Linked DNA regions of Mus musculus: all the other regions are linked to region 2. A link is a loop called in an ENCODE intact Hi-C map of the cell type or tissue named here. Cell type or tissue: gastrocnemius. All regions are shown on one strand.

Region 1 (8,000 bases), 680 kb before region 2:
ATACTAAAACGTTGATTATATAGAAGTTACTGGTGCCCATGTGGATCCATGTGTGCTGAATCAAAACAAAAGAAACAAGCCAGGTAGTCATGGAGAAGGAGCTACTATGCATGTAGATTTCAGGTCTTGCCACAAGAGTTCCTGCACATATGCCTTGTGGTGGATACTATTCAAGGAAGAGGGCTAGCAAGCTCATCAGCTCAAGAGTACTTAATCCTGGATGACATCCTGGCACCCATGTCTGACAGCTCACAACTAACAGTTCCAGGGGATCTGACACACTCTTTTGGACTCTGCAGGCACCTGTACACATGATATGCAAACACACACACACACACACACATTAAAAGAACAACAAAAATAAACATAAAATAAACGTAAACAAAGTTGTTTATAAACAAAATAGAAACAAAAACCCCAGTCTACTTTGGGCGACAGATTAAGATCCTGCTTCAGACAGACAAGGAACAAAACATTTGGGTTCCAACTCCACTGCATAAATGGGATACACTACAGATGGTAACTTGAGACTATTCCTGAACAAACTGTCTCTGGAGAGCTATTCTCCATGTCATTATTTCATTATTCATTCTCTCTCTCTCTCTCTCTCTCTCTCTCTCTCTCTCTCTCTCTCTGTATGTGTGTGTGCACGCGCACGTGTGTGTTCCTGTGTTATGTGAGTGTTGGCGTGCATGTATGCCACTATGCACATGTGAAGGTGTCTGCAAACATCCTTGGGGAATCTGTTCTCTTCCACCGAGAGTTCCAAGGATTAAGCTCAAGGTGTCAGAGTTGCCTGGCAAGCTCTTTTACCAGCTGAACCATCTTGCTGCCTGACTCTTCTATTTCGAACTAGTGCCAGGATTATAGGCAGGCACCATCACACCTGTTTTATGCGAGTATGAAACCCAGGGCTTCATGAATGCTAGATAAGCGCTCTACCAATTGAGTTACACCCCCAACTTGTGTCGCTGTTCTAGGTAACAAAATAAGACCTCCAGCCAAGCCTTCTACCAAGGCCTCCAGAGTCACATACGGGTGAGTCCCTTTTTCCTCTCTTGCTAGTCTCCTGTTGGCAACACCACATCTTTGCAGTCTCAGTCTTAGGCACTTCCTTCTGCTTGCGACACTCGTCCTGGCCCCCAACCCCACCACCAAGCATACCTCAAAATATCTGCTTAACCTGCACTTTGGGTATCATGCATGCACATACTCATGCCTGTGCATATCGATGCAGAAGCCAGAGGAGAATAGCAGATATCCTATTGTATCGCCTCTTGCCTTAGTCCCCTTGAGACAGGGTCTCTCACGGAAGCTGAAGCTTGCCAGTTTTCAGCTAGACCGGTTGACCAACAAGCCCCACTGCTTAGATTATAAGTGAGCATTACTGCATCTGGCTTTTTAAAGCATAGATGCTGTGGATTCAAACTCCAGTCATCATGCTTGCCCAGCAAGTACTGAGCAATGAGGCATCACTCAAGTTCAGTGGTTCTCAACCTGTGGGTCACAGCCACAGGGGCAGAATATCAGGTATCCTGCACATCAGATATTTTCATTAGGATTCATAACAGTAGCAAAATTACAGTTATGAAATAGCAATGAAAGTAGTTGTATGGCTAGGGGTCACCACCACAACATGAGGAAATGTATTAAAGGGTCACAGCATTAGTTAGGTTGAGAACCCCTGTTCCAGTTTAACCTCAGTTTCCTAGGGCAGCTTCTCCTGCCTACCTATTTAATACACCGCCATCCTCCCCACCCCCACCGTTTTCCCATTTCCTTTAGCATTTCCCATGACCCTTATCACCTACTTACCCATGCCCAGCTCTAGTGCACTATCCCTAAGGGTAAGACTGCAAGCTCGATGCAGCATCCCAAGTGCCCGGAGTAGTGCTGAGCACACATCTGCTGCTCAACAAGCATCCCAGGCATTGTGATGAAGTTCTTGGCACTTGGTAGGATTTGTTTGGAAAACCCAGCCTGTCTCCACAGTATAAAAGAAATCGAAGAGCAATGTCCACAATGGGAGCCTGTGTGGCTTCAGAGTGAGTACATCACTCCACGAAGGGTGAGCCTTGGGAAGAGATGAGTGTCAAGGTTCACTGGGGACCCCTTTCTGAGAAGCCTCTCCTAATGGTGTCCTGCTTTGCTCTTGTTGGGTTCATGATGGTGGGTCCTGGTGGCTTTTCAGAATTAGGGGACTGGGACATCAGCAAATTATCAGCCATCTAAGCATCAGACACTTTCATCTGCATGATGTTTATTTAGCAGAGGGATGCACACACATGCTATGGTTTGAGTAGTGGTCCAAGGACAACTTAAAGGAAACTAAGTTGATCCCAGGGATTCACCTCAGGTCACCAGATCTGGTGGAAACTCCTTTACCTGTGGAGCCCCAACAGCTCTAAAACACTCTTAGACAGTCAAGTTCCATGGAGAAAACCGCAAACATTTAAAGTTCTTTCCCCTTCACAAGCACTCTACAGAGAGGCTGAAGAGATGCATCAGCAGTTAAAAGCACCAGCTGCCCTTCTAGAGGACCTGAGTTCAATTCCTAGCACCTGTATGGTGGCTCATAGCCATTCATAACTCCAGCTCCAGGGGAATCCGGTGTCTGCTTCTGACCTCCATGGGCACAAGCAACACATGTGGCAGACAGACATATATACCAGCAAAGCACTCATACACACAAAAATAAAATAAATCTTAAAAAGTAAGAAAAGAACTCTTAGGACAGAGCAACCTGTGCATAACTGTGTGTGGGAGACTCCTGTTTTAGAAGGAAACATTTGAAGACACCAGAAGTAGGAAGATGGAGAGGATGTAGGCAGCCTACCAGGATTAGCTAACCTAGCTTTGTCAGAGAAACCAACAAGAACAGATTTTTTTGGTCTGTGGGGTCATCTTTAATCTTAGCACGTGGGAGGCAGAGGCAAGTTGGAACTCTGTGAAATCTCATTTCAGGCCAACCAGAATGACCCAGTAAGCCCCTGTCTCGAAATAAACCACCAACAAATCAATCAATCAGTCAGTCAGTCAGTCAACCAATCAGTCAATATTTTCCAAGAGTAGAGTGGATAAGAATTTACCATAAGCATAACCAGCAGTCACTGCATGTGTCCCCAAGTGTCTTCATAGCAATGTTAGGAGGCTGGGTCCTCGGGTAAGATCTACTTCCTTTTGTTGTATAATCTTGTGCCTCAGTTTCTTCACTTTCAAGTACCGCCCACCTCTCCCTGGGATAGTGGCCAGTGTGCAGTGAGGACTCAACCAGTGACTGATGCCTAAAATTAGCTCTGCACAGTGAGTTCCCTTATTCTCAGAGAAGGGTTAGTAATTTGGCCACTCTAAGGAGTTTAGTACATATATCAAGATATTTATGTCATCAAGGACTACGTGGCTGCAGTCACTCCCTAAGAGCTATACATTCCTCAAAGTCACACTCATTAGCCAAAGCAGGGGTCTTTGGTAGTATTCTAAGTAGCCCGAGGAAAGATGAGCAGGAACTTCCTGGGAGACAGGGTCAGAGTTTTCCTGGGAATCGCAGCTCTAGGCTTTTGTCCATTTTACCTACAAATCAAAAACCTGTAACTCAGGAGTGTTGGATGGCAAATCTAAGCACCAGGAACAGGACAAACCCTAGCTATTAGTTGTGAAGGCCTCCAGCATGGATCTTGCAACTTTGGCTAAACGCTTAGCTGGTCCCTACCCTTTCTGTAAGTCTGTACACTACATCTGGGGAGGACTCATCCACTCTGGCTGCAGAAGGAAGCCCCCTGCCTTGGGTAAAGTCCTAGAGAACATGTGTACACTCCCCTTTCTTGGGGAACAATCTGCTTAGCAACTTGAGTGTGTGCAAATGCACATAAGACTTTTGCGCGTGGCAGGTGTAGGACACAATTCTAAGCATGCTTTTGCCGAGGCCCATTCTTTGGGTAGACGTTTGGTGTTGATCACTAGTATTCTCCAGGCCCCCTTTGCCCTCTTGGATACTTGTCCCAAGATACAGCAGTGTGAAGATCTGACTGTGCACAGCCTGCGTGCTGAAAATCTGTGAGGCACTCTTCAGCAGTCGTGTTCCTGGAAAAGCCTTTAGTTTTTTGTAAAAATATGTAATCAAAGACCTCAGATTATCTGAGTGTGGTTGCTCATACCTGTAGTTCCAGCATTGGGGAGGCTACATACTGACTTCTGGGTAAGCCTGGGCTACAGACCAAGATCCTATGCCAAAACCCCAAACAAGCTAGATTTTCATTAAACACTTCAAAAACTGTGTTAGCTGGAGTGTTTGGGAGGAAGTTGCCAGGGTGTCTGAAGTACTCTTGTCAAGCAGACCAATCCTTTGCAGTGTGAATTGTGACTCCACCCACCCACCCACCCATCCACCCACGCACCTATCTGTTCATCCATGTACTCGCCCACCCATCACCTAAGTCAAGAATTGAGGCATTAACACAAACCTTTACTGAAACGCCTACTCACTGGCCAAGTGTGCACTGAGTTCTCAAAAGATAAATAAGGCAACTCCTCGTCTCATACAGCAGCATCCTGAAGCTCCAGCAACTGCGGTCAGGCTCCACATGAAAAGAAAAGGCTGCAAGGAGAAAACTAAAACCTGCCTTAAAGGGAGACAGAAAGCCAGAAGAGTGAAAAGCAGGAGAGAACTCTTCCAAAGGTGGCTAGACCTGCGGGAATCTGCAGGAGACGTCCCTTGGTTTCTCTCATAACTCAGTTTTTTTGTTTTTTGTTTTTTTTAAGTGCTGTTTTCTAAGGGTGGTAGGGAATATTAGGGCCTAGGCTTTTAAATTCTTAGCATAGATTCTGTGTTTTCTTCAGGTACTTCTGTAGGCTCGAGGATGCCCCATAGAGGGCGCTGTTTGCCTGGCTTTTAAGGCAGCACGGTGCTGGCAAGTGGAGGGAACAAGACTTTCTGGAGAACAAGTAAATTGCTATCCAGGCACCCGAGCTTTTTCGAACCAGAAAGGAAAGCTCAAGTCAGTGCTTCCTGATGTTGACGTCCAGCTGGAGATGCTGACACCCAGTAAAGAGACCCTTTCCTCTAGTGAATACACACACACACACACACACACACACACACACACACATGCTCACATTAGGAAAGATACATGCTGGATCGGCCCAAGTAAGCTGCCTCTTAACTCTTCTTGGGTCCACACTTCTGGGTCTAGTCCTAGAACTGAGATCGGCCAGAAGCCGTGGACCGAATGTCTTTCACGCCTGTCTTCCTGGGACAGATATGTCTTTCAGGTCTACGGACTCATAGATGGGTTTGTTGCGGGTTTTGGTTTTGGTGTGTTTGTTTGTTTGTTTTTGTTTTGTTTTGAGACACAGTGATTGAACACACGGCCTCTCTGGGTAGGCAGAGAGTAAGGTAGCACTGACTCACAACGACCACCTTTCCGAGAAGTGGAAAGTGTTTCCTCTTTCCCTAATTTAAAAGAGTCCTTGTACATCAGAACTTTAGCAAGCGTGCACACGTCTGCAGCTTCTCCCTCACCAGACCCGCACATACCCTTGGGAGCCTCCTCAGCCTAGTGGGCCGCCAGGTTTGCTGTGCGCAAGCAGTGAGCTCCGAACCGATGTCGTCTATTCAAGAAGAACGATTTCTGCTTTGGGTGGGTGGGTGGGGGTGGCCGCTGCTTGTCCCACACTGTTTGGGCGTCTTAGGTACAGCCTCCTCTCTGGACACCTTTTCTCTATAAAATCTGAGCGTATTACCAACCCTGCTTGAGCCTCGGAGCTGTGATTGGCTCCAACTCGGATTTTAGATGATGCGCCCCTGTGCATTCCAGTAAAGCCTTATACGAAATCAAAGGAATAATAGTAACCATTTATAGAAGCGCTACTTACAAGGCAATAGTAGGGTTCGTTACCGAGGGTGGATGTCAAAACTTTAAATACGACCTTCAAGACTTGGTAGAGGCGGTTCTGGTGCCTTAGGTCTGAAAAATAAAATAAACCTACTTCTCATTTGGGGACCCAAAACTGTCCAGGCTGCGCTAGGTAAGCAAGAGGAGCTTGAATTAGGCAAGACTCAACCGAAAGATAAAGAACGGGCTGAGGCGGAGGAAGTTCAGGTGTGAAGGGATTTTCATCCAGGCTGAGAACAAATTGTCATCTTTCTCGGGCCAAGGAACTATCACCAGGGGAAAGGACCCCATGGAAATCTAGAATTGAACTGATTGTCTCTCCGGCTTCCTGCTTGACCCAGGGAGCTGTTAAGGTCGAATGAGTCCAGCTATTCCTCAGAGGCCCGCCGAGATTCTCCAGGGACTTGGAGGCCCTTGGGACATGCTGCAGGTGTCGTTGCCAGGGTCACAAACGAGAAAGGTACTCTTCTGCGCCTTCGGTTCTTGGCGCCTATATTAAAGCATTAGGCAGTTCCAAATGCCACCCTTTGGGGGGAAAGTGCTGTGTTCAGATCGCAGGCTTAAAGTTGATCTTTGAGCCGCGGACACAGTCACCAAGAAAAGAGCGGTGTCCTTCGGAGTACAGTTGTCAGTGAGGAAACACCGCTACCCCGACAGTTGCACAGGGGAAGCGCGTGCACAGAGTCGCATACCCAACTCCTACTCCTGAAAGATTCAGAATCACTCATCCATTTTCAGGACCAAAGGCCAAGGCTACGCGGATTCCTAAGTCGGCAGACTCTCGACTAGACGAAGAGCGGGGAAGCTCTTTTTGGCCGCACCCTGATTAGCAGGTTTGGGGAAAGAAAGTACTGAGTTCTTTCGGGGCCGGGGAGGCGCCCTACTTCCTGGACCCGCACGGCCAAGGCTTTCCAGCCGCGTGGGGCAGCTGGCCTCTGCCAGGCCGGGAGGGGTGGGAGAGCGGCCGCTGCTAGCGCGGATAACCCGGAGGTGACCCAGGCCAGCCTGCTCTGCCCCTCCCCCTCAGGCAGACCGGACAGCAGCCAGCCCGCAGCCGAGCTGCAGGGGGTAGAGGGAGGTGCTTGCTCCAGACTGGAGCAGGTCCGTGCGCTCCGGCCCGCCGGGGGCGTCTCCTTCTTGAGGTCCCTCGCGCGCCTCCCGCTTGGTGGGAGCTCTCAGAGTGCCTCTTTAGCGAGAGCCAATATCCTTTTGTGCTAATAGGTTTGTCCTCATTTGCTGCCTAATTGGACTATATAAAGCCAATAACAGGCGGGCTCTCATAGCCCGAAGCCAAAGCGCCAAAATCCGAGGGAAGGCGAGGAGGGGGCGGTAGAGGAGGCGGCTGCGGGGCCTGGGCTCGGCTGCGCCTTGGCCGGCCTAATCCCATTTGCCATTGTACGCGCCCAATCGCCGTATACTCCCCGCATTTAACTTGGATGACATTTTGATTTCATCATTAGCATCCGGCGCCGGATTGACGCATCCCCAAGCCGGGGACCGCTCTCGCAGCCTCCTCCCGGGGAGCCGCAGCTCCTACCGGCCCCCTCGCTCCCTCGGCGCAGAGGCAGGTCCGCTCCCCGCCCCTCTGGACCCCTCCCCCCATGCGAGCCCGCCCCGGCCCGGTCCCCACCCCGCCCTCCCGCGGCTCGATTCGCGCCCGGGGCGGCCCCCGACTTTGAGCCCCGTAGTTGAGTTCCGTTTATGGTCTGATTTCCGGCCCCTAGCCTGCTCGCCCCGCCGCCCGCCGCCCGCCTGTCCCGCTCCCGCCCTCCGTGGGACCCGGAGGACTGGGGACCATGCCGGAGCCCGGGCCGGACGCCTCGGGCACTGCCAGCGCGCCGCCCCCGCAGCCACCGCCCCAACCTCCCGCGCCCAAGGAATCCCCGTTCTCCATCAGGAACCTGCTCAACGGAGACCATCACCGGCCGCCCCCGAAGCCTCAGCCGCCCCCACGAACGCTCTTTGCTCCGGCCTCGGCTGCTGCCGCCGCCGCCGCCGCTGCGGCCGCCGCAGCCAAAGGTGCCCTGGAGGGCGCCGCGGGCTTCGCGCTCTCGCAGGTGGGCGACCTGGCTTTCCCCCGCTTTGAGATCCCAGCGCAGAGGTTTGCCC
Region 2 (8,000 bases):
AGTTTTACCAACCAGCCTCAGCGTGATACTAGGTCTCTATTCTATAGTCACATCGAAAGTGCCCGGGCCCCGCCCCCCATCTTACCTAATCTGGAAAATTCTGCTTAGAAAATTGCACTCTTCTCCCAACCAGCCCTGCAATGCTCTGGAAACTGAGTTTGGGAGGAATCCTCGGTTACTTGGCACCTGGAGCCTGAACCCAGCAGCCCCAGGGAAGCCTGGGAAGAGAGGGGCATCAGCAAGAGCTGGTTTCCATGGAAACAGGACTCCAAGCCTGGGATCCAGAGTCACCTTAGCTGCTCTGAGTAGCCTGTGTGGCTCACACCTGTGCAAGGGGCTCCTGACCATCTATCTAGACCTGGAGGCAACTCTCCCCACAAGGAGCGTGGTCCAGGCTGACCATGGCTGACAGTACCAAGTCTTAGTGTTAGGATCCATTTAGTCCCCACTCTGTCAAACCAACCGGACAGGAGGAGCATCCAAAGAAGGCGCAAGCTACAGAAGATTCCTGTCGACTCTCCCAGCTGGTTCCCAAGAGAGAGGGAGTGAGTTAGGCCTAACTCCATCACCCCCCTCCCCCGCTCTCCACTCGAGAATATGCCCACTGCTCCACTCGAGAATATGCCCACTGCTCCCAGAAAAACACAATATCTCTCTGTTCAACCCTTCTACTGCCCCTGTGCCACGTGCCAGGCCCACAACACCCAACCCTCAGCTGCCCGTGAGCACGCGCCGCTTCCCCAAACTCCACTTCACCTGCTCTGCTTCTTTACAGATGGGAAACAGGTTTCCGTCTACTCATGAGCTCCTAGAGTCCCCGTGTTTTTAAGTTCCCCTTTCACAGCCTATCACAGGAGCCTCCAGACCCTGTCCCTTTCTAGTCTGAAGACATTTCTGGGGTCCCTTTTGGACGAATGATTCGATCAAGGGAGGGAGGGGCCTGTGCCCTGTCCTGTTCCCTCACACTCAGATCAAGGGGTCCTTCAGCTACCCCTACTTCCCTCCCCAGAGGGCCCACGCTCTGGCCTGCCCTCCATATCGTTCTCGGGTCTTAAGAGAGTTTTGCCACTTGCAGAGAACTCGGAACCTAAAACAGGGAGTTTGTCTATCACTAGACAGAATGAAGCCGAGATCAGGGATGAGGGTCAGGAGCCTCTGCAGCAGTTGGGGGACCTAGAGCAAGGATCTCCCTCTCGGGCCTGTTCCTGGTCTGCTAAAGAGGGAGTCAGACTAGAACCTCTCCAGCTTGACAGCCCGGCCATCTTTATGTAATTAATATTTCAGCTGACTAAGGCCATCAGTGGAAAACAGACAGAGCAAGAAGGGTAAAAACAAAAGAGGTTATGTTGGAATTCATACAGTGTGCACACCCAGGCCCTGTCCGCAATAAAGAGTCTCTTAAAATGGGGGCAGACTCAGCCAAGATCTGGTCTCTACCATTGAAGCCAAAGGGAACCTGAGCTCGTCCCGGGGGCTTTGGCTGGAAAGAGCTGGGGTGGGCCTGGTGGGGAGGGCCCTGCACAGAACCTTGAGGCCAAGCCTGGTCAACAGGGATTAGGCTCAACAAAAGAGCCTTGTGCAGTGAGGAGCCCAGCGCCTGGTTTCCTGTGCTTTGGTGACCCACACAGAACAGCATCTGATTGCATCTGGACAAGGTTTCTGTCCTTCCCATCATGCCCTGAGCCTCTCTTGGCTGGCACTCAAACCCTGCCTGTGTCTATGGCCTTTGCCCAGTTTTACCCATTCATGGAGATGTAAGGAAGACTTGGCGGCTCTCAGGAGCTCTCAGAAGCCTGGCATACCTCTGGGGGCTACTGGAATGAGCCCTACTTGTATAGAATTTCAAAGTTTCCTTCCTCTTCAAGAGTCTGGGCTGAAACTCAACCTTAGCATTCAGAGCAACAGCAGAAAACCTCCATCCACTTCCCTCCTCAGCACACAGGCACAAGAGTCTCACAGTCTGGAGTCGAAATCAAGTGCTGGGTATTGAGGCCAGCTGACCTGGGCTTGCTGGCTGGCAAACCAGGCTCAGGCTATTTCTGATTGGTAGTAGGTTAGCAAGCACCATATGCTGCACCCTATGACATCATTGTGTGGTCCACTGGCAAGTGCCAAAGGAAAACATGTCCCACAGTCTCCAAGAACTGCAGGCATCCATGCCTACAGCATCTCTCATAGATTCAGTGCTAAGCTACTTCTAAGCATTTAACAGTGGTTTAGTCTCTTTTATCATTTCCTTTTCTAAAAAAAAATTAGGTGTCTGTGGGCACATATTGCATGCATGCAATATGTGTGCCGAGCATATGGAAGGCTAGACATTGGTGTTGGGTCCCCTGGAGCTGGAGTGAAGCCATTATGAACCACTCCAAACTGGTGACAAGAACTGAAATTGGGCCCTCTGGGTAAGCAGCAAACATTCTTAACTGTTGAGATATTTCTCCAGCCCCTTCCTAACCTATACACATGCCTTTTTGTGGCAGGTTTTCCTGTAGCCCAGGCTGGCTATGTAACCTTGTTACATACACACACACACACACACACACACACACACACACACACACACTCCTTTGTGGCTTTTTAAATCAGAATGTCATCTAACTCAGGATAGCCTAAGATTCAGCAAGCTGCCCAAGCTAGCCTTGAACTTCCCTAGCATGGAGATTACAATCATACTCTACTGTACTCTACTTTAGTCCCATTTTGCAGGTGAGAAAACCAAGTCATAGAGAAGGTTGCTCCTGCATAGGATGGACTGGAGTGGAGAGTGTTGTTGGCAAGAGTTGATTCTGAGACTCACCAGGAGCTACATTTACTGTGGGAACTCAGAATGTCCTCATAAGGGCAGTGGAAGGGAGGCTGGGATCCAGCCCTGTCAGAAGATGCTGGCTTTGAGCCCCCAAGAGACAGATTCCAGTCCCTGGAATAGACTGGCCCTACAGGAAAGCCAAAGCCCAGAATTCCAGAGTTATTTTTTGGTGGGGAGGAAAGCGGCCTGCCCCTAACTGGTGGAGAGTGGGGCCGTGGAGGAGGCCAGCCCCGATTTCCTAGGGGATTTGGGGAAACTGCATGTAGCTGGTGGAGAGGGAGCATCCCAGCACATTCCCAGGCCCAGCCCGCCCCCTGCTGGCCATAAGGGAGAACACAAAACGTCAGCTGCCAGCAAAAGTGATCTACGGTTTCAACTCCAACTCAATTTGAAAGGTTGGGAATTGAGTGTAAATTTGTGTCATTCGTTCCAGCTACTCAGTGAATGGAGACCTTTCCTTTTCTGTCCATTTGCCAATGAAATCGCTGCATGGGAGGAACTAAATGTGTGGAATATTCCAGTCACAGCTTGGGGTAGGAAGATGAGTATCAAGATTCAAGGATAAACAAGCTGGATTTTAGCAGCCCCCTCCCCACTCCTGTGCTTTTGAAGTCCATTATGACTCTCAAGACATAAATGCCCAAAATATTTCATTCAAAACTCAGGAACAGAATCCCAAGCAACCTTACGTAGTTTAGATGGCACACATCCCCTTTCTGTTGGCACCATCAGGTCCACAAACGTAAAAACCCTTTCACAGTCACATGATCTCATAGGCTTTTCGGAGGCCCGAGGCCTCGGAACTTAGTTACTAACAGGATCCCAGGCTGGCTCTCTGCTGGCGTCTGGTGTTGAAGTATTGGCAAGAGAAAGTGCCAGATGTTGGCTAGGACCCAGGCCTTCTACGTAAAGCAAGAATGAATGTCCGGGCCACAACAAAGTAGGTACTATGCTCTTTGAGCTGGACGTAACTTCAAAATCAAGCCTCCACTCACCCAGTACCAGTATTACGAGCCCCTGAGGGTGGCCCCCATCTTTGAGAGGTGGTTGGGTCATGAACACTGTGACTTCATCCTGATACGAGAGGCCACTGTCTGGATGTCTGGACCTAGGGTCCCCATGTTCTTGGAGCCTATTCAAATTTATTTTTAAGCACAGGAGGACTCAAAATGGTGAAGAAAGTTTATTCAGAAGCAAAGCGATAGTGCAGACTGGTTATGATGCAAAGGAGTAGCAGCTTCCCTGAGCTGTGCTACTCAACGGCTTTAGTTATTGTTTGGGACTTCCTTTTCTGGGGTCCACGTGGAGCAAGGGTTAGTTACTAAGGTGCATACCATGGGTGGATCTCCGTTTAAATCTACAGATTTGAATTCTGCACACATAGCTACCTGTGTGCATCCTTTCCCATGATGCATCTGATTTTAACCATATGCATACCCAATTATGCACAGGCATAAGATGATATCTCAGTCAGGGTTTCTACTGCTGTGATAAGACACCATGGCAAAAAGCTGGGGAGGAACGGGTTTCTTTCAGCCTCCATCTTGTATTCCATCATCCGGGGAAGTCTAGGCAGAAACTCAAGGCAGGAACCTGGATGCAGGACGTGATGCAGAGGTCATGATTAGTGCTGCTTACTGCCGTGCTTCTCACGAGTTGCTTGTTCAGCTTGCTTTCTTATACAATCTAGGATGCCCTGCTCGGGGTGGCACCACATGCAGTGGGCTGGGCCTTCCTATATTAGTCTATGGAAGCATTTTCTCAATTATGATTTCCTAGATATGTCAAGGTCTGTATCAAGCTGACAAAAATCCAACCAGAATACATGAAAGAAGAAGCTTGGTTTGCCACATTGCTAGTGCACCCCAAACTAGTTCAGGACACAACAGCCCCCGCCTAGTGCACTCAGATATGTTCCGCTGCAGATTCAAATGACAGTGGGATACAAAGCGAGGAGTTGCTAAAGGTTGCTAGGAAGAAGTAAGCTGACGTGTTGTTTGAAGTGGGTCGTTTATGCAGTTCAGTGCAGGTAGGTGTGTCCTAGGTTTCTAGGTGCATCGTTAGGGGAGAGGTGGGTGCACAGTCCTAGCCACAATTTTTGCTAGAAATGTTCATCAAGTCTTTGATTCTTTGAATAAACTTAGGGCCAGAAAGGTTTTCGTTCAGGTATAGGGATGATGGGATGTCAGCGTGCAGGCAAGAAGAAAGTTCACATTCTTCTCTGTGTCTCTTTCTGTCTCCATCTCTCTTCCTCTCTTCCTCTGTCTCTCTCGCTGTCTCTTTGTCTCTTCCTCTCTCCCTCTCTCCCTCTCTTCCTCTTTCCCGCTCTCTCTTAGATTTCAAAGCCCCATGGTCACCTTCAGAGAGTTCTCAGAGTCCTGTGAACCTGCTCCCAGACCCATGGCTCGGGGAATTAGGACAGGAGAGAAGGGAGTCCTGTCTCCCACTTCTCTGCCTGAATTCCAACTAGAGTGACTGGTCCTGATGAGAATTCCTGGAATAAGGTCTTCAGTGCTGAGGTCACAGAACTCCTGAATAACCAAGGACAAATCAGTGAGCCTGTGGCTAGACACTCTCTGAGGTGAGAACAGTCACCCAACGGTACTAACGACCAAGAGAAGAAGCCTCCTGGGAGGAAGGCCCCTCCTCCTCTCCCATTCCTGAGGATGAGTGGCGGATCTCTCTTGTTTACACCCTGTGTCTGTACTTGAATTTGGCATATTCAACTGGGGCAGGAATACACTTTGCATTCTTGAATGCCCAGTTATTTATGAATTCCTAATCTGGGAGCAACAGAGCTCTGACCTCATTGCTGGTAGCAGCCCTATCCAGCTCTTGAACTTCAAGACTCTTCAGAGCCCACAGGACAACAATACTTGGCCCCCTCTTTCCTGGTTTTGTGGCAAACTCTGAGCTACACTTCTTTAAGTATCTCAAGCCTCGCCATTTCTCACAAATATTCTCGTTTCCCTTGGAAGCCCTTTTGATCCTGGTGCCGCTGACTTACTGGGCTTCTGGGCACACCACTGCTCTGAGCTGTGCTAGGCTCTTCCAAGATCTGGTGTTTGACCCCTTTCCCTTCTGGAAGCAGATGTGCCTCTTGCCATCTGCTGGCTTTAGTTAGAAAGGGGAGTGACTGTTGAGAAAGGGGGAAAAATTTAAAATCTTTCTGAATCTTTTGCTTGTTCCCAGAACAAGGTTCTTGAACTTAAAAGCTGAGTAATCTTAACATTTCATTTCAGCCGAGGTCTATCCTAGGGACGTTAGCATGGATTTACTCTAGCTCCCAAAACAGTTAAAGTCTTTGGGGGGTGGGGGGAGTTAGAGTTTATGAGGAGCTGGGCTAAAGCTCGGCTGGTAGAAGCTTGTTTAGCGTGCACAAAGCCCTGTGATCTGTTCTCAGTAGTGCACAAACTGAGTGTGGTGGTGCACATGTGTGAGCCTAGCACTTGGCAAGTAGAGGCAGGAAGATCAGAAATACAAGGTCATCCTTGGCTGCACAGCAAGTTCAAGGTCAGCCCAGGAAACATAGAACCCTCGCTCCAGAAACAGGGGTCCTAGTATCTATTTCTTTCCTAGTCTGTTGCAGAGCGACACAGGTGGCTCTGCTTGGCCTGCCATCCTGGATGACACCCATCCTCTCTTAGAAAGAGACCATGTAAAGACCATGTAAAGCAAAAGACACCATCAATAAGACAAAAAGGTCACCAACAGATTGGGAAAGGATCTTTACCTATCCTAAATCAGATAGGGGGCTAATATCCAATATATACAAAGAGCTTAAGAAGCTGGACCCCAGAAAATCAAATAACCCCATTAAAAAATGGAGCTCAGAGCTAAACAAAGAATTCTCACCCGAGGAATACCGAATGGCTGAGAAGCACCTGAAAAAATGTTCAGCATCTTTAATCATCAGGGAAATTCAAATCAAAGCAACCCTGAGATTCCACCTCACACCAGTCAGAATGGCTAAGTTCAAAAACTCAGGTGACAGCAGATGCTGGCGAGGATGTGGAGAAAGAGGAACACTCCTCCATTGTTGGTGGAATAGCAAGCTTGTACAACCACTCTGGAAATCAGTCTGGTGGTTCCTCAGAAAATTGGACATAGTACTACCGGAGGATCCAGCAATACCTCTCCTGGGCATATATCCAGAAGATGTTCCAACTGGTAAGAAGGACACATGCTCCACTATGTTCATAGCAGCCTTATTTATGATAGCCAGAAGCTGGAAAGAACCCAGATGTCCCTCAACAGAAGAATGGATACAGAAAATGTGGTACATTTACACAATGGAGTACTACTCAGCTATTAAAAACAATGGATTTATGAAATTCCTAGGCAAATGGATGGACCTGGAGGGCATCATCCTGAGTGGGGTAACCCAATCACAAAAAAATTCACATGATATGTACTCACTGATAAGTGGATATTAGCCCAGAAACTTAGAATACCCAAGATACAAGATACAATCTGCAAAACACATGAAACTAAAGAAGAACGAAGACCAAAATGTGGACACTTTGCCCCTTCTTAGAATTGGGAACAAAACACCCATGGAAGGAGTTACAGAGACAAAGTTTGGAGCTGAGACAAAAGGATGGACCATCTAGAGACTGCCATACCCAGGGATCCATCCCATAATCAGCCTCCAAACGCTGACACCATTGCATACACTAGCAAGATTTTGCTGAAAGAACCTAGATATAGCTGTCTCTAGTGAGGCTATGCCAGTGCCTGGCAAACACAGAAGTGGATGCTCACAGTCAGCTATTGGATGGATCACAAGGCCCCCAATGGAGGAGCTAGAGAAAGTACCCAAGGAACTGCAAGGGGTCTGCAACCCTATAGTGGAACAACAATATGAACTAACCAGTAACTGCCCCCCCCCCAGAGCTCGTGTTTCTAGCTGCATATGTATCAGAAGATGGCCTAGTCAACCATCATTGGAAAGAGAGGCCCATCGGGCCTCAGTACAGGGGAACGCCAGGGCCAAGAAGTGGGAGTGGGGGGGGGAGGGTTGGGGGGACTTTTGGGATAGCATTGGAAATGTAAATGAAGAAAATACCTAAGAAAAAAAAAGAAAGAGAGCATGTACCCTAATGCCCTGCCCTGACTGTGAGATGTCAACACCCTCTGGTGTGTGACATTCTGTCCTGTCAGGTGACCCCAGAATTCCTGCCACATCCCTCCT
Region 3 (8,000 bases), 310 kb before region 2:
GAAACGGGTTCTGGTTACAGGTGGGCAAAGAGAGAGTTGGCGAGAAATGGCAAACAAATACAGACACTGAGAGAGTGTATATCTGAATGTAATTTGTCTCAAAATGAGCATCAGTTTTATATAATACAGAAAACAGAGGAGTAGGATATCACAGCAGGCAAGGTACATTGAAGTATCTGACACAAAACAGAGGAATGCCTTCAAAGGACTGGCAGGAACCAACTGGGATAAAATCAATGTTAACAACTGGGATCAAAAGCAGCCCCACCTAAGGTCAGCTTAATCTTAGCAGTCAGGGGCAAGGGCTTCGTGCCCTTGCCATAGTTCTAATTCTAGTCTATTGTATAGTCCACCTCCCCCCTAGGACATTGTAAATTCCTGTGTATGGGTGTAACTCAGCTATCTATAGTTCTAAGTATCTACTCTGGTTCCTCCTTAGACCACAACCTTCCTTCTTCCTAGATAATGGTAAATTCCTGCATATGGGAGTAACTTGGCTATTATTCTAAGTGATTGTGTGTGGGGACTTTCTAATAATAAGTAATGTAGTCTGCCATACCTGACTGTAATGAAGACTCTAAGTATACTTTGCTAAGCTTGCCCTGAGATTCTAACTCTAGGTAGGAGATAGTAATGCCTGATTTCTTTCACTGTCTCTCTTACAATACTAGAGGCAATTCTGAATGTCACTAAATAGGCAACATTCTTACTGAATTCAAAGCTCAAGGACTGCCTAGGACTGGTGAAGGAATATAACTTAGCTATATGTCAAAATCAATCTTTAGAGGCACTTATAATAAAGCAATATTAAGGGAGAGCACACAGATCCATTTACCGACTAAAGCAAGGACAAATTTGGAGCATTCGTCATTATAGGATGCCACGTTCCTGGCGACTGTTTCCGTGAACTTTTCGCCTCGGGACTGTGTCCAGGCTTTTGGCTCTGTCACACGGGTCACTATTGGAGTGGATGTGGCATTTCCCCATGATATACTCCTAGGCTCATCTTCTCTCTACTGTCCCACTGTCTCACTAATCCTTTAATCCCATAGTGTCATGACCATGGTATGTCAGAAACATAACCATGTTTGTGCTTTTCCACAATACCAGAATTTTTTTTTTCAGAAATTTTTGTATAAAAATAAACTCACAAGTTTTGGTGATTTTGTTGGCAACAACTTACAAAGCAGTACCACTTACCTTAGCCCTCCTCCCTTAGCCCTCCTTAGACAAACACGGGTTCTTTATTTTTAATTTATTATTGATATTAATTCTCAGATTATATATTGCACACCAAACACTAAGTCTCTCTCTCTCTCTCTCTCTCTCTCTCTCTCTCTCTCTCTCTCTCTCTCTCTCTCCCCACACACACACACACACAAATTCTACCATCTATCTATCTATCTATCTATCTATCTATCTATCATCTATCTATCTATCTATCTATCTATCTATCTATCATCTATATGTGATTTATCTATCTCTACCTGCCTATCTATCTTCTTCCTCTACATCATTTGTCTATCATCTATCTATCTATCTATCTATCTATCTATCTATCTATCTATCTATCTATTTTAGAAAATGACTACAAAGGGTTAGAGTGCAAAGAGGCTTGAGAAACAGTGAAGCCACCTTATCCAGAAGTCAGAGGCCATGGTACAGTGCCTTCTGCTTCTCCTTACAGGGAGTTCTGTGAAACCAGCTAGAAAGTCCTCCAGGACCTCGGCTGTCAGCAAGATGACCACTGAGGGGAGCCCTTGAACCATCAACCATGAATGTTATTGTCCTAGTTTCAGGTCGTAGTCCCACAGCCGCTTGGATTTGTGGCTGTCCTTACACCTGATGTCCTTGAGTTTGCCTATGATGCAGCACGTCTCCTTTCTCCAGGTGCAGGACCAGAGTGGACAACCCAAGGTAGAGGAGCTGGGCTCTGCCACACAATTCCTGTGTGACTCTGAGCAAGCCATACATTCTCTCTGGGGCTGTCTTCTTATGCCAGTCAGGATCCTTGGGAAGGGGCAAACAGAACTGGCTCTGACCAGCTGAAACTTTTTGGGGCAAATGCCAAGGATGACAGAGATGGAGCAAATCAGGAAAGAGCAGAGAGGGGCTGACAGCCAAGACCCAACAAGGTCGTCTCAACGGAGATGCCTTGCTTGTTCTCACTGCCTGGCTAGCTGCTGTCCCTGCTGAAGAACTCTGGAACAACCCTGCCCTCTTTGATCCTGCTTCTCTGAGACCCCCATCAGGGTTCCTGTCCTGGTTGAGGTTGCCTGGCTTCAGAATCTGTACATGGATGGTTCTAGAAACAAGCCAGCTCCCAGGTGGGAAGGGCTTTGGACCTGATAACTACATGGGACCAATATTTGTCACACTCCTTACCTGTGCAGTTAGCTCTAGGCTAGCCTAGCTTGAAGAGCAGCAATAGCAGCAGAAGTGAGGACAGCAATGTACCTGATGTCATGTCCTTGGTGATCCTGTAGTTCACACCACGTATCAAACATTGGCCACAGTCCCTGATGGTCATTAACTCACCAAACACTCAAGAAACTCCAAACATAAATCTGATCATGTTATGGACAAAGAAAGTGGGTGTGGTGGTCTGTTTTCTTTTACTATACTGAAATACCCAAAGCTGTGTCATGCCTAAGAAAAGAGGTTTATTTAGTCAGGGGTGTGGTGCTGGCTCACTTTTGCTTCAGCTCTGAGTGAGAACCCTACAGTGGGAAAGTAAAAGGGGAGCTGTGAATGCCCACCACAGGCTTGTGTTTGAACACTCAACCCTGGCAGATGGTGCCATTTGGGAAGGTTGTGGGGTCTTTAGGAGGTAGGGCCTTACCGGAGAAAATGTCTCAGGGGGAATGAGGTATGTATTCAGGTTTACAGTCAGGCTCAGCTTCCAGCTCCAGTTTCTGCTTCTGCTGCATAGTCTGTGGAGATGTTAGAAACCATGCCACAAGTTCCTACCAGTGTGGAACGCAGGAGCCAGCTGCTACGCCATCCCTGCTGTGAATCTATGAGCCACGTAAGTCTCTCTACCTTAAGTGGCATCTTCTCAGGTGTTTGGTCACAACATTAAGAAATGTAACTAGTGCAGAACCTCAGAGGACTTTGGGATGTCAGTGGAACTACAAACCCTCTTAGTTATCTCTAAGGGGAGATGAATTCCCCAGACTCCAGACCCTACCTCAGGAAGGTTCCATTGCCTCTTAGTGGCACTTCAATGGAGACCAAACTTCCAACACAAGCCTCTGAGTTCACACTTAGACTGCATCTATACTTAGCAGAGAGTTGAAATTATATCTCCAAGGTCATGCGCCTAGTGAGAGGCATTAGGGATAATTCCAACGCAGGCATTTGGTTCTCTTAACCCTATATTAGACTGCTACTTTGGGTACAGAGACCCTCGCTACCCCAAAACCCCACTGAAGGGCGAGCATGAGTCAGCGTGGGGCATACATACACACACACACACACACACACACACACACACACACACACACACACACATATATAGTCTCTAGGGTTTAAAATCTTTTCTGTCTGCTAAGGTGAGGCATCCTGATTTTCTGAACAAAAGAAACATCAAGAAATGTTAGACAAACACAACTGCGTCTGAGGGAGAGAAGTAACATTTCATCTTCAGACATTACACCAAGAAGTCTGTGAAATGAGAAAAGCCAACCAACATTCACTTTCAAAGCCCTTCAGGGCCTCTGACAAAAACTCCTCAGGCTTTCTGAGGAAGTTGGCAGTGGAGCGTCTTTACAAGAGATTCACCACTTGGGGGCAGACTGGGCCTTGTGGAGAATATCAAGTTTGGGCTTGAGAAGTGTCTCAGCCTAAAAAAAAAAGAAAGAAAGAAAAGCAGGCTGTTTGCAGCCTGGCCAGGATGCGTGGCTCCAGGGACCAGAACTGTATTTTTATCTGCTGCTCATTTTTAGCAATCTGGTAGAAGTCTTCTTTTTTGACACACAAAAGGAGTTGGCTGCCTTTTGCAAGAAGGAGTCCCTGTTTAGGAGAATGGTCTATGGCTGGAGCTGCTCCTCTCAAGTTTGTCACCAGAGCTGTGCCCTTAGGGAGATCACGTCCCTCTTCCTCCTCCTTGCAAGCATAGCTCTGCATTGCCTCTGGTAGGCCAAATGCCTTCCTGCTTCTCAGCTAAGCTGGACAGCTTTGTCATGGTGATAGACCCTGGGCTCCTACAGCTACCCATCATGCTTTGGGCTGGGCTGAGGACCTCCCATTTGGGCAAATGGGGATGAGTATTAGGTAACATACTCACCCTCTCATGCCTGTCCCCCCCAATAAGCTGACTGGGCCTAACATGAGGTGGATGTATGCCTGAAGATGTTCCTGGCAGGCATTTGCTCTGCTCTAGGCCATTCCTAGAACTTTGGTTCCATCTGGGGTCCAGCCCTGAGAAGGGCAAGATCTCATTTAGAGGAAGAGCTCAGCTCCCACAATGCCTCCTTCCTTCCCAGCTCTAGACCCTGGTACGTATGGGCTCCTAGTTGCCACCCACTCAGGTTCCAGTAAGGACCACAGCATGGCAGGGTGGAAAGCTGTGCTTTCCTGCCCCCCAAGCTTTGCATGAGAATCTTTCGGGTCCCTGGGGTCTGGTGAGTTGAGTGAGTGAAGTAAGGCTGTGTGCCATGTGCCTCATGGCCTAACTTACACACCTTGCTATGTGTGCCTTTCCCTCAGGGATGCAGGATTTGTTTGTTTTACCGTGGATATTCTTAGAAAGATTATAGCTGGCTCCAGTAAGGCAATAGGCCCTGGGGGAACTGCAGGGAACAGAGCAGGACTAGCATTCCATAAAGTGTCCCAGGGATGACACTACCCACAGTGGGTTGGACCATCTCATATCAACCATTAATCAAGAAAATGATCTACAGACATGTCCATGTCTGATGGAGGCAATTCCTCAGCTGAGGTTCCCTCTTTGTAAGTGACTAGTTTGTGACAAGTTGACAAAAGCTAAATAGAAGACTGTTACAAGAACCCTCAACAGGGCTCTAATATATGGACCTGGAGGCATGTCCTTCCTTCAAAGTCATCAAATGCCTACTATGGGTGGTCCCAGCCACTGCCTGTGGGAAGCTTAGAGAGCCAAGGACCTAGTACAGTTGCTATACTATGGCTTGGTCTAGAATGTAAGAGAATTGAGGGGAAGATTGTGCTGTGCTTTAAATGTTCCCCTTGCTCTTTCCACTTAAAAGAAGTACATATTAGATTCATTTGGTAAGAAGGATTCCTAAGTGAGGAAAGGCCCCACCAGACTGGTCTGTGGGAAAGTCTGTGTGGGTGGTACCACTTCTGGGCTGGTAGTCTTGAGATGCATAAGAAAGCAAGCTGAGCAAGCCATGGGGAGCAAGCCAGTAGGTAGCACTCCTCCGTGACTTCAGCTTCAGTTCCTGGGTTCCTGCTTTGAGTTCCTGTCTAGGCTTCAGTGATAGAATATGACATAGTGAGAACTCTTTGATAAAATTAACTCTTCCTTCTCCAAGCTGCTTTTGGTCACAGCATTTTATCACAGCAATAGAAACTTGACTATGACAAGGGTTTATTTTGGCTCGCAGTTTGATGGTACAGTCAGTTCATCACGGTGGGGAAAAGCATGGTGGTTTGACTGTGAGGCAGATGGTCACTCTGACTCCACAGTCAGGCATCTCAGAGAGATGAATGCTGGTACTCAGCTTGCTTTCTACTTTTTATTCAGACTGGGACCCCAGCCCATGGAATGGTGCTGCACAGTTAGAATGGCTCCTCCCACTTCTGTTAACTTTTCTGGAAACTCCCTCTTAGACATGTCCAGAAGCTTATCTCTAAGGTGATTCTTGATTCTGTTGAGTGACTTGTAGCTCACCAGTTCAGCTAGGCTGGCCAGGGATCTTCTTACCTTTGAATCCCCACGCCTGGGGTTACCAATGTGTAGTATTACTATGCTGTACTTAAGAAAAGTAAAACAGGCTCTGGGGATCAAACATGGAGCTAGACTGGCAATCAGAAATCCTCAGAGACCCTCTTGACTTTGTACTAACCCTAACCCTAACCCTAACCCTAACCCTAACCCTAACCACTAACCCTAACTGTAACCCTAAACCCTAACTGTAACCGTAACCGTAACCCTAACCCTAACACTAAACCCCAAACCTAACTCTAACCCTAACCCTATCCCCCCCACCCCCCGTAGGAATAGCACTCAGGATCCGCTAGATGAAGAGGAGGCTGCCATGCCCATGGCAGAGGGTAGCTAACTAACATCAGCACCTGACCATTGCTTGGCAAAGGCAGTCACATATCCCTCCACAGATAGGAAGCAAGAGCTAGCTAGGATAAAGATGCAAAGATTGGGGGTGGACATAGATCCTCCCAACTGATTCCCTAGTTGGGGACCCAGCAGACCCTTTCTAAAGGCTGAGCATTTCTTTTGTACCACCCCCACCAGTACTTCCATGAGAAACCTGTCAAAATAAATTACATATTATAGATTCTGGGGAGTTGGGGGACCAGCTGTTACCAAAATGCTTGGTCTAATTTTAAGTTGATTCATTATGCATGATTAATTCCCAAAGTCCTGAGAAAGAGAGAGAGAGAGAGAGAGAGAGAGAGAAGAAAGAGAGAGAGAGGTGAGCCTAGCTCCCCTAGCACATGGTTCAGTCACACTGGAAACATGTCTGAGCTGTCCCTTTACCCCATAATTGCTGCTGCTGCTGCCATCTTAATTTCCACTCTGTATCAGGAGATATTTAGATAAACACAAATGCGAAGACCTTAGTTTATTTATAAGTTTATTTATGTGTGTAGGTATATGCATATGCTTGTGTATATATGTGTATGGATGTATATGTGTGTATATGTGTATATGTATGTTTATTATGTATGCATATATATATATATATATGTTTGTATATGTGTTTGTGTGTCTGTTTATGGTGTGTGTGTGTGTGTGTGTACAGGTGTGTATGTGAGTGTGTGCATGTGTATGTGTGTGTGTATGCCAGCACTTTCTTACGTATCTAACACTAGATGTTCCAGGATAAGCTGTTCTATTCCCTGCTGGCCCTGGAGCCAGTCATTTCCTTGGGAAGTTTCTTTTCTTATTGAGCACAGCATTAGAAAGCAAGACCCAGGCACAGACCGTGTGACTGTGCTGCTTCTAGGCCTCTCAGCTGACAGAGAAAGGAATGTGTGGGTCTACGCCACGGATACCTTGCCTCTCTATCTGCTTCTTTGCCTGTTTCTACATTAAGCTGAACACGGACTCATGCTCACGTCTCCAGTTTCCACCCATCACTCCTGGATCATTCCACCCTTCCCTCCTTCTTTATCCACACTAAAGATGAATTGACTGTTCGGCCCCAGAGTGGCTTCACAATGGTCAGCCATACCTTGTGGGAAATGACTTCATCAGAGGGCAGCAGAACAGTGTGCAGTCCCTTCTTATACTGTCTCCACCAGTGAGAGGACCCAGCCGACGGCAGCGGTCTGGCTTGCTTCCTGCTCTTTCTTAGCCCTTCCTGCAGAATCTCTCCTCACTTAACTTCTTGTTCTTCATCAGAAGAAACACCCAGGAAAGGTTAGGGCTGTGTGACACATTCCCACACTAAGGACACTGGCCCTGTGCTCGGCCCTGGTGCTGAGGAGACTGTGGGGGGAGGGGTCTGATCATTTGGGATGCTCTGATTTGGAGTGGTCTCTTTTCCTTCTACTTTAATTTGGTGTGTTCCTCACTGCTCTAGTCTTCCCTTCGAGAGCAACTTCTCTGTGCTCAGCTCTGAGCAGGCTATGGAGATGCGAAAACAAATGATGTCAGCCTGACCCTGGGGATAGAGACACAAACATGGCAGCCTTCTGTGGCTAACACTACTACTTGAGGACCATGCAGGGAAGATGACAAACTCAAGAATGGGAACTGAGGTGCCGAGAATAAAAAAACCACACTGATATTAAAGTTTCTATGGGGTCAATGGACTGATTAGAACTTCCAT

The links. A loop is a pair of places that touch in the nucleus more often than their neighbours do. Peaks named below come from ENCODE experiments on the same cell type or tissue, not always from the same donor. Only the 100,000 strongest peaks of a DNase experiment are listed, where the experiment ranks them.
Region 1: it touches region 2 in a loop (4-fold over the local background); 12 of 42 quality-filtered maps call a loop at or near these places.
Region 3: it touches region 2 in a loop (14-fold over the local background); 37 of 42 quality-filtered maps call a loop at or near these places.

Annotation. Positions count from the first base shown.
Region 1 is chr7:131,535,276-131,543,275 of GRCm38, forward strand. It overlaps Hmx3 (H6 homeobox 3), which reads left to right and starts at 7,688. Exons shown (of 2, transcript NM_008257.3): 1 at 7,688-8,000. The coding sequence starts at 7,688. In gastrocnemius, a CTCF peak has its summit at 4,858; DNase peaks (open chromatin) are centred at 4,878, 5,581, 6,277, 6,982 and 2 more places; H3K4me3 peaks cover 1,268 bases.
Region 2 is chr7:132,210,565-132,218,564 of GRCm38, forward strand. No RefSeq gene overlaps it. Among named protein-coding and RNA genes, the nearest start is that of Cpxm2, 60 kb to the left of the region's middle. In gastrocnemius, a CTCF peak has its summit at 3,120 (motif pointing left); DNase peaks (open chromatin) are centred at 242, 1,699, 2,037, 2,335 and 2 more places; H3K27ac peaks cover 1,491 bases.
Region 3 is chr7:131,895,720-131,903,719 of GRCm38, forward strand. No RefSeq gene overlaps it. Among named protein-coding and RNA genes, the nearest start is that of Gm34725, 64 kb to the right of the region's middle. In gastrocnemius, CTCF peaks have their summits at 1,754 and 3,776 (motif pointing right); DNase peaks (open chromatin) are centred at 1,767, 2,076, 3,797 and 4,144; H3K27ac peaks cover 644 bases.